2 separate regions of the Homo sapiens genome follow, and region 1 is linked to region 2. A link is an interaction called in ENCODE POLR2A ChIA-PET data of the cell type or tissue named here. Cell type or tissue: endothelial cell of umbilical vein. All regions are shown on one strand. Links, peaks and the distances in the headings refer to the core of each region. The heading gives the core; the rest is flanking DNA. Region 1 overlaps LYRM4-AS1 (LYRM4 antisense RNA 1). Region 2 overlaps CDYL (chromodomain Y like).

Region 1 (8,339 bases), core at 41-8,040, 130 kb before region 2:
ACTAAGGTTAGAGCAGAACTGAAGGAGATAGAGACATGAAAAATCCTTCAAAAAATTAAAGATTCTAGGAGCTGGTTTTTTGACCCATAGCTGCAACCTTTACATTTAGATACTGCAGTGGGCATAGTGAGTTCTCCATGAGTTCACAGTGCAATGTACATAGTGAGTTCTCTGCAAGTTCAAAGTGCAATGGACATAGTGAGTTCTCTGTGAGTTTACAGTGCAATGGACACAGTGAGTTCTTTGTGAGTTCACTGTGGAATATGCGCAGTGAATTCTCTGTGAGTTCATAGTGCAATGGACTTAGTGAGTTCTCTGGCTCATGGAAGGGAGGAATCTACTCCAAAGACTAGGGGCAAAACTATAAATGAAAACTGAGGCTGGGCGTGGTGGCTCATGCCTGTAATCCCAGCACTTTGGGAGGCCAAGGCAGGTGGATCACCTGAGGTCAGGAGTTCGAGACCAGCCTGGCCAACATGGTGAAACTCTGTCTCTACTAAAATTAGCTGGGCATGGTGATGGCCACCCATAATTCCAGCTACTTGGGAGGCTGAGGCAAGAAGAAGAATTGCTTGAACCCAGGAGGTGGAGGTTGTGTTGAGCCAAGGTTGGGCCACTGCACTCCAGCCTGGGTGACAGAGTGAGACCCTGTGTTGGGGAAAAAAATAATAGATGTCATACATAGTATATTCCCTGACCACAACAGGATGAAGTTAGAAATCAATAATAGAAGGAAAACTAAAAAAATTAAGCAATACATTCATAAACAACCACAGGTCAAAGAAGAAATCAAGGGAAATTAGAAAGTACTAGAGACCAGTGAAAATGAAGACAGCATACTAAAACTTATGAGACACTTTGAAAGCAATCCTAAGCGGGAAATTTATAGCTGTATTACATTAAAAAGGAAGAAAGATTTCAAATCAACAACCAAACTTTACAACTTAAGAAATGAGAAAAAGAACTACATCCAAAGTTAGAAGGAGGAAATAGTAAAGATTAGAGCAGAGATAAATAATGGAGAATAGAAAAACACAAGAAAATCAACAAACCCAAGAGTCAGTTCTTCAAGAAGATTAACAAAATTGACAAACCTTTAGTTTGACTAAGAAAAAAGGACAGAAGAAACAAGTTACTAAAATCAAAATTAAAGTGGGGACATGACTATCAATTCTAGAGAAATAAAAAGGATTATAAGGGTGCACTGTCAACAACTATATGCCAACAAACTGGACAACCTAGATAAAATGGGCAAATTCCTAGAGACACAAAATACTGAATTGCAAAGAAATACAAAATCTGAATAGATCCATCATTAAGGGGACTGAATCGGTAATCAAAAACCTCCTGACCAAAAACAAACAGCCCTGAACCCGTTGGCTTCACTGGTGAATTCTACCAAACCTTTAATGGAGAACACCGATCTTCTTCAAACTCTTTTAAAAAATTGAAGAGAGCACTTCCAAACCCAAGTGATGAGGCCAGGCAGCGTCATGCTGACACAAAAATCCTAACTCAGTATCTGAGAATAACAGCAGCATTTTTTAAAAAGTGGAATACATTCACTTATGGTGTCATCACATGGATTTTAAAATTCCAAGATATCTATTCATGTTCTCTCAGGCGACCACCCAGATATTTGCATTTTTGCCTCAGTTCGCTAAATGGCATGGTTTTGAGTTTTTATAATACATTTTTTTTTTCCCCAGCAAAGTCCTCCCCCAACAATGATGCTCACCAAGGCCATGGCACCTAGCACACTGTCCTGCACATAAAATGCCCTCAAAACCCATGGAATGGGGTTGATCCAGGAATAAAACAAGCAGTAGAGATCGGTTTGTGCAAAGATAGTAAGTAGGTACCACAAATAAGACGGAAAGCCTACAATTCAGCAGCAAACATTTTACATTTATTTGAGAAATTATTTGCAACTAGGTCATCAAAAGATACTGGTTTAAAGCAGTGGGTTTGCAGCCTTGACCACACAATATAATCACATGGAGAGCTTTAAACAACACTGCTGCCTGGGTCCCACTCCAGGGAATCCAATTTAACAGGTCTGTTGTAGTTTGGGTTTTGGGAATTTTAAAAGCTCCCCAGGTGATTTTAATGTGCAGCCATGGATATGGATCACTGGTTCAGGGTGAGAGATACATTAGCTGTGTGTGATTTTCATGTGTGCCCCATGGCAGTTCCTCAGTTTGGGGTCTTGGATACAGCTTTGCCCTGTTAAAATCAAAGGACTGCTTCAATACACAGTCAGCTGTTTGGCTAAACTGCAGCAGGTGGAAATGTCTTCTCAGCAGATCTATCTTTATGTTGCTTGCTTTTCAGAGTAAGAGGTTGTTTCAGGCACAGTTTGATTTAGCTTGCTTTGAAAATCATAAATAGCCTACAAATACCAAAAATGGATGAAAAGAATTTGCAAACATATGGAGTGCATTATATATGTTTTCAAATTTCCCCTATAATTAGAAATAAAAAATATATTGCTGGAGCCTTGATTCCTAAACTCAGCCCTCAGCTGTTTCCCTAAGTTATTTTAAGTTCTTCCAAGACAGTTCAGCTTTCTCTGGAGGGAATTATACCCAATGGGTATAAGTGAAGAGCCCTAGATGGGCATTTACGGAAGTGTCACTCTCCAGAATCTTGAAGGCCTAGGGGAGATGCATGAGTACTATGGTCTATACAGGTGTCTGGGCTTTGGAGTCAAGTATAGTTGATACTACTGAGTCACAGTCTAGTCACTTAGTAACTTCAAGGTTTTGAATTTGATCTGGAACTATTAGGTAAATCTCACCTGCAAGAAAAGGCATAATGATACTGATTGAAAAAATAATAGCAATTCTTCATACTTCCCTATCTATGCCCTTTGCAATGAGATTTTATAGCTGCTCCCATAAACAGACAGAATTTGTTTCCCCCAGTCTTGTATCTGGGTTGCCTTATTTACTCTGGCCAACAGAATGCAGAGAGTATGACAGTGTGCCAGTTTCAGGGTTAGGCTCAAAGATCTTGAATGCTTCTGTTTTTTCTTTCAGAACCCCGCCATCTCCATGAAAACAAGCCCATGTTAGCCTGCTGGAGGAAGAGATACCATAAGCAGGAGAACCAAGGTACCCCAGTTGACAGCCAGCTCACCCCCAGAAGCAGAGCTAAACATACACACATACACACACCACACACATAGAGCTGAGTTGAGACCAGAAGAATGGCCCAGCTGAGCCCAGCCTAAATTGCTAACCAGCTCAATTATGAGCTAATTAAGTTCTGGGATGGTTTGTTATGTAGCAATAGCTAACTCATACACACACCCATTGCAGATGGGACTCAATGACATGTTGATTACAAGTTACTGGTAAACAGCAGGCCCCCTCTATGTTCTGATTTCCTTTCCCTCTTACTAAAGTTGGATCTCTTGGGTTGTACAGAAATGCATATAGACATGTGTGTATGTGACTGGTGCTTCAGCTCACACATTTCCCCACTCCAAAGAGGAAACAGACAATCATAGCTTGGCCACTCAGGCCCCAAGGCCAAATTGCAAAATAAGAAATTTGCTTTTCCAGATGCAGTGGCTCATGCCTGTAATCCCAGCACTTTGGGAGGCCAAGGTGGATGATCACTTGAGTCCAGGAGTTCAAGACCAGCCTGGGAAACATAGCGAGACCCAGTCTCTACAAAAAGTACAAAAATTAGCCAGGTGTGGTGGCACACACCTGTAGTCCCAGCTACTCAGGAGGCTGATGTTGAAGGATCACTTGAACCTGGGGAGCAGAGGTTGCAGTGAACTGAGACTGCACCCCAGCCTGAGTGATAGAGTGAGACCCCGTCTCCAAGGCAATAACAACAATGACAAAGTTTGTTTTTAGTCTATTCCTCCCATATCTAAAGTCTGCAGGTCAAAGCTGTGAATAGATTGGAAGCCATGAGATTCCCTTCTCCTGGGAACCCATCGTCCTTTGATCACTTCCATTTTTCACAGATTCTCTTCTTCTGATGTGATTAGGTAATGAGGCCAAGATTAAATTTGAAGCTCTCAGAGACCACAGGATTTTTCTTTCCAAGGCTTACCAGCACTTTTAGTTTCTAACATCACAAATACTAATTGTGGCCCAGTGCAGTGACTCACACCTGTAATCCCGGCACTCTGGGAGGCTGAAGTGGGTGGACTGCTTGAGCCCAGGAGTTCAAGACCAGCCTGGGCAACATGGTGAAACCTCATCTCTACAAAAAATACAAAAATTAGCTGGGTATAGTGGTGTGTGCTTGTAGTCCCATGTACTTGAGAGGCTGAGGTGAGAGAATCACCTGAGCCTGGGAGTTAAGGTTGCAGTGAGCTGTGATCGTGCCACTGCACTCCAGCCTGGGCGACAGAGTGAGACCTTGTCTCAAAAAAAAAAGAAACACTAATTGCAGGACACAACTGGGACAAAGAACATGATGAATTGAACCTGAATTCTCACTGCACCTAATATTCACAAGCATGTACATTACTAAACAGTGACATATCTCCCAACAATTCCAGCAAGTTCCCAAGACTTGTCATCCACACCAGGTATTAGACTGAGAGGGTGCCCCTCTACTTGTAACTGGGATTAAAATGGGACTGGTTTGATGAATTCAGGGAGACAGAGGCTAAAATATTACGAACGGAGCAAAGCTTTATAGACACATTAAATAAAAACAGCTCTAGTGAAAGCAGTGCAATGGCCAAGGTTAGCTGACTCAAGGCAACTTCCTTTTTCTTTTCCAATAAACAACATTTTCAGGGAGAGAAGCCCAGGCTGGATGTAAGAATGCTTTGATGACTGCTCAGGAACATGACTGAATTCAAGATGAATAAAAGAGATAAAATCCACATTTTAATTGTAAACAAATGTGTCCCTGAAAAAAACTCAGATCCAAAAGTCTATGTATGTGTTAATCAAATGCAAGAAAATTTTACAGTGTGCGTCACTTATTATGTATTTCTTTTTCTCAACCCCTCCCGTTTTTCAAACATCTAAAGTTACTAAGTATGTACTTACTTTCTAGGGAGGAAAAAAACCCAAAAATAGAATACCTCCCATTGACTTCAGTGTGAACATTAATACTGGAAAATTAGATTTTCGTTTCCTATTTTGTCTGTATTGTTACCTTTTAAAAAGACAAAGATGCAGAGTTTTATATGTGAGATAGAACATTGTTTTTTTATTTTTAATTGTGGTAAACTACACATAAAATTTACCATCTTAACAATTTTTTTTTTGAGACAGGGTCTCCCTGTCACCTAGGCTGGAGTGCAGAGGCACAATCACGACTCACTTGACTTCCCTCACTTGGGAGGCTGAGGTGTGAGGATCGCTGGAGCCTTGACTTCCCAGGCTCCAGTGATCCTCCTACCTCAGCCTCCCAAGTAGCTGGGATCACAGGTGCGTGCAACCCATGCCCGGCTAATTTTTGTATTTTTTGTAGAGACGGGTTTTTGCCATGTTGCTCAGGCTGGTCTTGAACTCCTGAGCTCTAGCAATCCACCCTTCAGCCTTGCAAAGTGCTGGGATTACAGGTGTGAGCCACCAGACCCGGCCTCCATCTTAACTATTTTTAAGTGTACAGTTCATCAGTGTCAAGGGTGTTCACATAGTTGTACAACCAATCTCCAGAGCTTTTTCATCTTGAAAAACAGAAACTCTAGATCCATTCAAAAACTGCACTTTTTGGTAAAAACAAAACAAAACAAAACAAAACTCTGAATGTAAAATGCTTCATTTCTTCACTTATTAGTCAATAATTGCAGTGTTCGCATTCTATGCAGAATACCCTTCCAGGAACTAGGAACTGTGGAGAGATGGAAAAGAGATAACAAATGCACCTATGAGATGGAAGGTCCCCGGAAGGCAGGGACGGGGCGACCCTGTATCTCTGGTTCTCCCTAAAGTTCCGCACCTAGTGCTGTGGCCTTCCGTGTGCACATCCATGCCCCCCGTGTCCAGACTCCCTGCTTGAGCCTGAGCCCCGCCAGCCCCAGCTCCCGCCTGTGAGGGGATATCCAGGCTCCTGGGGCCCACGTCTCCAGGTGCTGGAATTTGGGGATTTATGGCGTGATGTTCTTCCCACATCCCTTTCATCCTTCCGCTCAGTGCCTGCACTGGCCAGTACCGGCCTTTCCTTGCCCACAGCTCTGCTTATTCTGCTCCAAGCAGCTCCCCTCCCTTCCTCCTTCCTCCTGCTGTGTCTCTTTTCAATATGTGTGTTCCCTTCCCTCAGTAGAATAACTCTTCTTCCACTCCCTGTCTCATTCACTGGGAACCAAAAATCCACTCCATGGCATAGCACTCCCAGTTTTGAAAAAAGTTGCTGAGATCGCGCCACTGCACTCCAGCCTGGCCAACAGAGTCAGACTCTGTCTCAAAAAAAAAACAAAAAAAACAAAAAAACAAGGTCACATTCTGGAACAAAAACCAGCGTCATCCACCTCTAGAGATGTTAGAAGTAATTGAAAGTCCTTTAGGATCTCCAAAAAAACTTTTCTTTCTCATTTCCTTCTGGCTCACGCCTATAATCCCAGCACTTTGGGAGGCCGAGACGGGCAGATCATGAGGTCAAGAGTTTGAGACCAGCCTGGCCAACACAGTGAAACCCCGTCTTTATTAAAAACACAAAAATCAGCCGGGTGTGGTGGCATGCACCTGCAGTCTCAGCTACTCAGGAGGCTGAGGTGGGAGAATCGCTTGAACCCGGGAGGCAGAGGTTGCAGTGAGCTGAGACCATACCATTGCACTCCAGCCTGGGTGACAGAGTAAGATGCCATCTCGAAAAAAAAAATTCCTTCTAATTAAACTATTTTCCTCAAGCACCAGTATTCAAGATAAAAAATTTTTTAAAACAATTATGATGGTAATAAAAGGAATAAAGTACTGACACAATGCTGCAACTTGAATGAACCTTGAAGATATTTTGCTATGTGAAAGAAGGCAGTCACAAAAGTCCACATAGTATATGATTCCTTTTATATGAAATGTCCAGAAAAGACAAATTTACAGAAAGTATATTAGTGGTTGCTTAGGGCTGGAGGAAGGGATAGGAGGGTGACAGCTAAAGGATACGGGGTTTACGCGTTGTGGCTCACGCCTGTAATCCCAGCACTTCACGGGGCCGAGGCGGGTGGTCCCTTGAGCTCAGGAGCTCGAGACCAGCGTGAGCAACATGGCGAAACCCCATCTCTACAAAAAAAAAAAAAAAAAAAAAAAATTAGCTGGGCAGAGTGGGGCGTACCTGTAGTCCCAGCTACTCAGGAGGCTGAGGCAGGATTGCTTGAGCCCAGGAGTTCAAGGCTGCAGTGAGCCAAGACTGCACTCTAGCCTGGGTGACAGAATGATACTCTGTCTCAAAAAAAAAAAAGTTATAAAACTGACTGTGGTGTTGGCTGCACATATCCGTGAATATATTAAAAACCACTGAATTGTACAGTCTAAATAAGCAAAATGTAAGGTCTGTTAACTATATCTCAAGACAGCTGTTCAAAAAATTTTTTAAATTATGAACTATTTTATATACACAAAATTGTATATGTATACATATATGATATAAAGAAAAATAAAATAAATACTCTGCACCTATCATCTGCCTAATAAATACAATTTCACCACCACCCACGAAGCCTTCTGCATGGCCTCTCCCAAATATAACCCTTTGCCTCCCCATCTAGGAGAACCATTCATCTAAAGTTTAAAAATTATTCCTGGCCAGGTTGGTGGCCCACAACTGTAGTCCCAGCTACTAGGGGTGGAGACGCTGAGGTGGAGGATCGCTTGAGCGCAGAAGGTGGAGGCTGCAGTGAGCTGAGACTGCACCACTGCACTCCAGCCTGGGTGACAGAGTGAGACACTACCTCAAAAAAAAAAAATTCCTTTGACTATCATTACAGTTTTACTATATATGTACATATGTCTAAACAATACAGTTTAACTTTGTAAGTTTTTAAACTTTTCTATAAATGTATCCGTTACACTTGCAAAATGCATTTTTCAGTCAACACTGTTTTTAAGAGCCTTCTGTGTTTTATTCAATTCTATGTATTGTTTACGAACCAACAATACTCTAAATTGAAGATACTGAAATCTACCTCACAAAGGATTCATGTGAGATAATGAATATAAAATGCTTATAGCAGTGCCTGATTCATTATAGGTATTATATATGTAAAATACTATATGTTAATAATTGTGTATATTATAGCAATTGTCCTTTCTCTGTGAATGTGTATTAATATTCTTTCATCAACTACATTAGCCCTTAACAGTTTTCAAAATGTAGTAAAATCCAAGTTACACAGGCCTTTGGGAAATGCCTCATTC
Region 2 (8,339 bases), core at 322-8,321:
GGAAGAACTGCCTGACAGTGGTCAGTCCAATCTATCCTGTTTGCCTGCTCCACCAGTCAGGTGGCACTCATCTGTGCCATGGCCATGAGTATGGGTGGGCAGACAGCCAGAGGTGCTAGCAGGTGTTCTGTGTGGCAGGTGCAGGCGCTGGCACCATCCCCTGCTGCTTCTGATAGAATTCTCCGCATGGGTCAAAGGAATGCACCAAATCGTCACCAGAGTGGTCTGGCAAGGAGGAATGGCAGATCTGAAAGCTTCACTTCAGTCCCTTGCAAAAATCTGGGAGAACCACACCAGGGCTTTTTCATCCCTGAGGAAGGCTCTAGGGGTGGTTCTGAATGACAAGGATCATTAATGTTCCCTGTCCCAGAATTTCCCAAGGTGTAATGCACTCCCCACTTCCCTAGGTACTAGCATTGTTGCTCTCCTTCCACCAGGACAAAATTGTATGTTTCCTATTTCGGGAGCTATTTTCACCTGTTTACCAATGATACCCTACTCATACCCAGCCCTTCTGTAAGCAAGGGCCAGATGCAAGAGGGACAAGGCAATTTTAGGTCGCTTACACAGATTGATTATGTCCTCCATTTTGACCAATGCGGGCCCCACAGTCATGGTAACATCTCATGGGTTATCACGTGGCTTTAATGGAAGGGCCAGGGGAGAATTTCCCAGAGCAGTGGAGTGGACGGCAAGAATGTACGTCAACTTGTTTGGGTTAAATTTCTCACTCTCCAGTGGGTCATCATCATTAGCATTGGAAACCTCATCTGGGGCAGTAAGAGCTGGAATACTAGTTGATGATCTTATTAGACACTAATATTTTCCCACAGGTGTTTGTCTATGTCAGGGTAATCTTCGACAGGGCTGCACATCCCTAAAGCTGCCAGGGTCCACTACAAAAATAATTAAGCCTTTTACTGTCATCTACCAGTGCATCTGAGGTTGGCAGGACCAGTGCTGGAAGAGCCAACCATGTGGCAACCTAGCTGTTAGCCTTCTGCCTTAACAAGTCCCACCCCTTCTTCTCCCAAAAGAACCAGCCAACATTCAGATGAAACAATTTGCCTGCTTTCCACCCCTGGTGGTTATCAATTTCTCTCCTTTAACTGTTTGAAAAGGGTCAGAACCATCTGCCCACCAAAGGGTGAAGACATCCTCCCACCCAGAGAAGAATTAGCAATAACCAGGGCATTGTTTGGGCAGCTGTGTTTAAAACTATCTCCCCAATTTCCCCTCATTAGCAGGCAGCAAAGTGAAGGACCATTTATCACTAGGATAACAATTTGGTCAACATGTCAGCTACAAATCCCATGGATTTTCCTAAAATCTCACCCATTGACCCATGAGACTCCCATCCTCCTCTTTGAGAAAAACCACAAGGAGGACAGAAGCTAACAAGTGAGCTTGCCACAATTTCAAGAACGCTCACAGACGACAAGAGACTCTTGAGTCATGGATCAATGTGAACTGGGAGCAAGCGCAGTACCCAGGGTACCAACATGTTCCTGCTCCGGTGTGCTGTGCCTCAGTCCCCAGAGGATGACACCTCTGCGTGCAATGGACGATGTCACAGGAGCAGAACCCTGAGCTTAAAAAGGCAAACTTTTATGATGGATAGTGAGCATGCCTGCTCCAGCCTCTGGCAGGAGAAATGACTTTTGTCTTCTCTATGAATGTCCTTGAAAAAGTAGTCTAGAAGAAACACAGCCAGTGCACTGCTTGCAAAAGGTGCAGAAATGCAGAAGACCTATGGAGAATTGTCTCCCAACAATTTCTGTCATGAGAAACACTAATGAAAATTATTTGGGCTGAAGCAAAATGGTACCGATGGAACCTCAGATATACAGGAAGAATGAGAACCAGAAATTGTGAATAAATATAAATACTCATTTTTTGTTTCTCTTAATTTTGTAAGACAGTGTAATAATGTTTAATGCAAAATCCCAAAAACACTATTGTGGGGTTTATCATATGTAGACAGAAAATATATAACAATAGCACAAATAAGAAAACTCAATTGAATTATACTGTTACAAGATTCTTCTGCTTTACATAAGGTGGTACAACAGATTTTTATCATGCATTTCAGAAGCATCTGATACCTTTATTTAAACCATGAAATGCCAGGTCTCTCCCACAGAATTTCTGAGGCCCGGGATGCAGCCTGGTAATTCATGTTTCAAACAAGTTCCCATTCGATGCTGAGCCTGAGTGATTACTCAGAAGCACTACTCTACAACGATCACTAAAAAAAAGGCAAAAACAGAAACCATAATAATATCAACAAGTATAACTAAAAGCCATTAGAGAATTATAACGAAATGTCAAATTTCAATAATATTATTAGCCAAAGAAAGTGGAAAAGAGGAACAGAGGAACAAAAACCAAAAAAAGAGAACTAGAAAAAAATAAAACACTAGACCCAAATCAAACCCTATCAACAATTATACTAAATGTAAGTGGACTGAGTGCTCCACTTAAAGGGCAGAAATCATCAAAATGGATTAAAAACACACACACACAGAACCCAAGTACATGCTATCTACAAATGATGCCACATAAAGACACAGATAAGTCAGAAATAAAAGAATGGTAAAAGAAAATGCTATGTAAATAATAATTTAAAAGATGGTGTTTCAAGAGAATGAGAAGACAAACCACAAACTGCAAGAAAATATTTGCAAAGGACTTATCTGACAAACGGCTGTTATCCAAAACAAAGGTATCTTAAAACTTAACAAGTGAAACTGATTTAAAAATGGGCAAAAGACATCTCCCCAAAGATGACATACTGATGGCAAATAAACATGAAAAGATGTGCCACAGAATATGTCACTAGGGAAATGCAATTAATACAACACTGAGATACCACTACACATCTATTGGAATGTCCAAAATCCAGAACATGACAGCAAATGCTGGTGAGGATGTGGAGCAATAGAAAGGCCCACTCCCTGTTGGATGGAAAGCAAATGGCACAGCCACTTCGGACAACAGTTTGGCAGTTTCTTACAAACTGAAACATACTCTTACCATATGATTCAGCAATCACGATCCCTAGTATTTACCCAAGAAAGATGAATGAAAACTTATAAAAACTTTCCAAACAAATATTTATATAGTAGCATTACTCATAATAGCCAAAACTTGTGAAGCCATCAAAATGTCGTTCAGTAGGTAAATGGATAGGTAAGTATATTGTGGTACACCCAGACAATAAAATACTATTCTGCACCAAAAAGAAATGAACTATCAAGCCACAAAAGGACACAGAGGAACCTTAAACATATTATTGCTAGGTAAAAGACGCCCATCTGAAAAGGCTACATACTATATGACTTAAACTATACAACATATTGTAAAAGGCAAAACTGTGGAGACAGTACAAAGCTCACTGGTTGCTAAGAGAGGGTAGGAGGAAACATAAAGGCAGAGCACAAAGGATTTCTAGGGCAGTGAGACTACTCTGCATGATACTAGATCCATGTTGTTATACATTTGTCTAACCCATAGAATGCATAACACCAAGAGTGAACCCTGATGTAAACTAAGGACTTGGGGTGATGACGTGTCAATGTAGATGCATCAAGTGTAACAGCTGTATCACTCTGGTGGGGAATGCTGATAATGAGGGAGGCTGTATGTGTGTAGGGGCGTGCGAGAGGGTATAGGGAAATCTCTATTTTTTCAGCCCAATTTTGCTGAGAATTTGAAACTACTCTTTAAAAAAATAGTCTATTAAAACCACAAGGCCAGGTGCAGTGGCTCATGCCTGTAATCCCAGTACTTTCGGAGGCCGAGGCGGGCAGATCATCTGAGGTCAGGAGTCCAAGACTAGCCTGGCCAACATGGTGAAACCCCACCTCTACTAAAAATACAAAAAATTAGCTGGGCATGATGGTGGGCTCCTGTAATCCCAGCTACCTGGGAGGCTGAGGCAGGGGAATTGCTTGAACCCGGGAGGCAGAGGTTGCAATGAGCCAAGATTGTGCCACTGCACTCCAGCCTGGGCAACAAGAGCGAAACTCTGTCTCAAAAAAAAAAAAAAAAAAAAAAACCCCACAAAAAAGAAATGGAAATATTATAACTACTCTTAGATATCAGGAGACTCTCATGAAACTAAATTTATTTTTTCTTAATGCTGGTGTTTACCGAAGTAAACTTCAAGAAAGCATTACAAGACATAAATAGGGACATTTCTTTATTATAAGGTCAATTTATTAAGATGCTATAACAACCCTAAACGTGTATTCACTTAATACAACAGCTTCAAAATATATGAAAGAAAACTGACAGAACTTAAGGGAGAAAGTAATCCACAAACTCAGTTGAAAATTTTAACATCCCTCTTTTAGTAACTGATAGATATATAATTCACTAAAGACTTCAACAGCACTCTTAATCACATTAAACTAAGTGATATTTACAAAATGTTATATCCAACTGTCGAATGTATCTTTAAATCACTTGAAATATTCACAATGATAGACCACTTGGTAAGCCATAAAATAAGTCTCAATAAAAATTTTAAAAGAGTGAATGGAATATCTTACAGGTTATGTTCTCTGACTGCAGGGGAGTTAGACACCAATAACAATATCATATCTAGAAATAAATAAGCAATTAGTAAATTTTTCTAAATAAACCATGAGTCAAAGAAGAAATCACACAAAAAATGTTAGAAAATACTGTGGGATCCAGCTAAAGCAATGTTCACAGGGAAATGGTGCCTTTAAATGTTCACCTTAGAAAAAAATAATTATCTAAATTTCTACTTGAAAAAAACAGAAAAATAAACTGCACCCAAACTAGTAGAAATAAGGAAATAATTAGGAACAGAAATAAATTAGAACAGCAATACAAATAACAATTAAAAAGCCAAAAGATGCTTCTTTGGAATATTATTTAAATTGATATAGCCCTAAGTCAAAACAGTCTGGAAATAAAACACACACTACCAATATCGAAATATAAGAGAATAACACTACAGATCCTACAGACATTAAAATAACAAAATATTATGAAAAACATTATACCAATAAATTCATCATCGTAAAAGTAGACATGTTCCTTGATAAATACAACTTGCCAAAACTGACACCAAGATGAAACAGAAGTATGAATATATACATATATGGCTATTTTACACATATAAAATTGTATATAATATACATTAACATATTAATTTATAATATATTAAAATGTTACACACACACAAATTTCTCCCAAACCTCTACACACACACACATCAAACCCCAGATGGCTTTGCTGGTGAATTCTATCAAACATTTGAGGAAAAAAAATACCAATTTTATAGAAATCATTTCAGAAAATGAGAGACTATTTCCTACTTTGCTTTATGAAGCCAACATAATCTTAAAAAAAGAGGTAGATAAAAACAGTAAATTATGGACCAATATCCCTCAAGAATACAGATGTAAAAATCCATATTAAAGTATTAACAATCTGACATCAAAGATATAACCAATTAAAATGTCATGATTAAATGTGGCATATCTCAGAAATGCAAGGTTTACAAAATCAATATAATCCACCATACTATGAGAATAGAAGAGAAAAGCCATATTTCAATAGATGCAATAAAATACTGCTGAGAAATTACAAGCCTAAATGAATGTAAAGACAGTCCATGTTTACAAATTAAAAGAGCAAATATTAATATAAAATTTCCCCCAAATGCATCTATAGATACAACACATTCCCAAAAATAATCCTGGCAAGCTTTTATGTGGAAACCAACAAGATGATTTTAACATTTACAAGGAAAGGCAACAAACTTGAAAGGCAATCCAAAGCAATCTTGAAAAAGAAGTACTAAGTAGGGCTCCTACAACCTATTTCAAGATATAACATCATAAAGCAACAGATTTCAAGGAAAAGCAGTACCTGTGTAAGTATCTACAAAGACATCAATGAAACAAGAGAGCACCAGAAATAGATTTTCATTTATGATTCTAAATTACACAACTGATTTTTGATTACAAAGATCCCCAAGAAATCTATTTGGTCAAGTTTTTTGGAAAAATGTAGCTGGGATACTGGATATCCATATGTTACCAAGTGAACCACAAACTACGATATACACAGAAGTTCATTCAAGATGCATTACAGGCCTAAGTATAAAAGCTAAAGCGATGACGTTTTTAGAGCAAACCAACGTCATCCTTGTGACTTTGGGGAAGGCAAAAGTTCCTCAGGTCACAAAAAAGCAATAACCAGGAAAGAAAGAAAATTGATTTAAAAAAAGATTTCATTAAAAAAATTTTAAACTTCTCATCAAAAACAATGTTGACGGGGACAGATTGTGAGGACAGAATAAATAAGAAAAAAAATGTTGAAAGATGTACAAACAAGCCATAGATGGGGAGATAATATCTATGAAACACCCACTCTCAGTACCAACTTCTGTCTTGGTCTATTTGGACCACTATAACAAAATACCTCAGACTGGGTAATTCATAAACAATAGAAATTTACTGCTCACAATTCTGGAGGCAGGGAATTCCAAGGTCAAGATGCCAGCAGATTCAGTGTCTGGCGAGGGCCCATTCCTCACAGATGGCACATTTTATGTGCCCTCACGTGGTGGAAGGGACAAAGAAGCTCTCTTGGGCCTCTTTATTAAGGGCACAGATCCCATGGTGGCGCCCTCATGGCCTAACCTCCTCCCAGTACCATGATGGCACTGCGTTAATCCCCAAGTGTCAAGATATGAATTTTGGCAGGACACAAACATTCAGAACACAGCATTCTACCTCTGGTCCCGCAAAATTTACGTCATTCCCACAAAATTCATGTCATTCCCACATGCAAAATATATTCATTTCATCCCAATAGCCCCTAGTCCCTAAGACCTATAAAAAGTTTCTAGAATAATGAAAAGACCAAGTATAATTAAAATGTTGGCAAAGATTTGAACATATACTCCCTAAAGTATATGAATGTGTAGTGAGCACATTAAAAAGTGCTGAATATTTTACTTATCAATTAAACATTTTTTGAAGTGATGAATATCACACCGTTCATGAGGGAAATGCAAATTAGAAGCACAATAAGTTACAACTACATGCCCATCAGAATGGCCAAAATGAAAAAAATATCAAAGGTAAGCAACTAGGACATTCATACATCGTTGGTAGGATTTTAAAATGGGACAGCCACTTTGGCAAAAGGTCTGACAGCATTTTATAAAACTAAATACATACCTACCCTGTGACCCAGCAATCCCCAACCTAATTACCCCAAAGGAATGAAAACACATGTCAGCAGAAAGACTTGTACAAAAATATTTATAGGAGCTCTGTTCCTAATGGCTCCAAACTAGAAACAGCACACGTTTTCAACAGGTGACTGACCAAACTGTGGTATAAATTATCAAAAAATACTTTGTAATATGATTCCATTTAAAAGAAAATTCTAGAACAAAAACTACTGTATAAACAACAACAACAAACAACAAGGGTGGGAGGGAAACTGACTGGGAAGGGACATGAATGAACTTTCTGGGGTGACTGACAGCTTTCCAGCTTGATAAGCTTTTAGGTTACCCAGGTATATGCATTTGTTTAGCTAAGCAACTGGTTGCAGTATTTAAGATCAGCACATTTCATTGTTAGGAAATTTTACATAAAAAGAAAAAAACTATGAACAAACTGGAATTCCAGTTAATGAAATGCTTGCTGAATAAGGTATTTTTAGGGGTATGTCTCCATTTACTTTAAAATGTTTCAAAAAATAAGATGGACTGATGGATGGATGCATAGTAAAACGACATTCTTTGTAGTGGGTTATAAACATTCACTGAATAACTTTTCAACTTAGTTGTATGTTTAAAATTTTCATAATTAAAAAAGGTGAGGGAAAAAGGAAAAAAATCAGTGTTCATTCTCAATTTAAAAATTCTCAGAAAATAAATACACAACCAACCAACCAGAAAAAGTGAATTCAGTAAAGTCACAGATATGATGTCAAATTTTTTAAATCAAATGTATGTTTATATAGTAGTTGTAAACTGAAAGTGAGGTTTTAAAATTTCCATTTACCATATAATAAAAAGCCAAAATATTAGAAATAAGTTTAACAAAAATGGCAAAACATGGCTGAGACAAATTAAAGAGTACCTATAAATTGGGCGACATGCCATATTTATAAGTTGACAAATAAAATATTGTTTGTCAATTTTTCCCAAATTGATACCCAGATACAATACAATCCCAATCACAAGTCCCAAAGGCTTTTTCATGGAAACTGACAAATTTCCATGAAACTCTTAACATTTATACAGCAAATGTATAAATAGAATAGCAAAAACAATC

The links. ChIA-PET counts read pairs that join two places held together with the same protein. Peaks named below come from ENCODE experiments on the same cell type or tissue, not always from the same donor. Only the 100,000 strongest peaks of a DNase experiment are listed, where the experiment ranks them.
Region 1: POLR2A ChIA-PET joins it to region 2 with 9 read pairs; 2 of 35 experiments call an interaction of 5 or more read pairs at or near these places.

The regions. Positions count from the first base shown.
Region 1 is chr6:5,009,234-5,017,572 of GRCh38, reverse strand. All of the region lies in intron 1 of LYRM4-AS1 (LYRM4 antisense RNA 1), which reads right to left. LOC124901248 (a long non-coding RNA gene) reads left to right here. Exons shown (of 3, transcript XR_007059422.1): 3 at 3,042-3,235. Among named protein-coding and RNA genes, the nearest start is that of RPP40, 9.4 kb to the right of the region's middle. In endothelial cell of umbilical vein, for the core only: no CTCF peak of the experiment used is centred there; a DNase peak (open chromatin) is centred at 4,742; H3K27ac peaks cover 309 bases.
Region 2 is chr6:4,875,274-4,883,612 of GRCh38, reverse strand. The region is part of intron 1 of CDYL (chromodomain Y like); the gene reads right to left. Among named protein-coding and RNA genes, the nearest start is that of CDYL, 100 kb to the right of the region's middle. In endothelial cell of umbilical vein, for the core only: no CTCF peak of the experiment used is centred there; no DNase peak of the experiment used is centred there.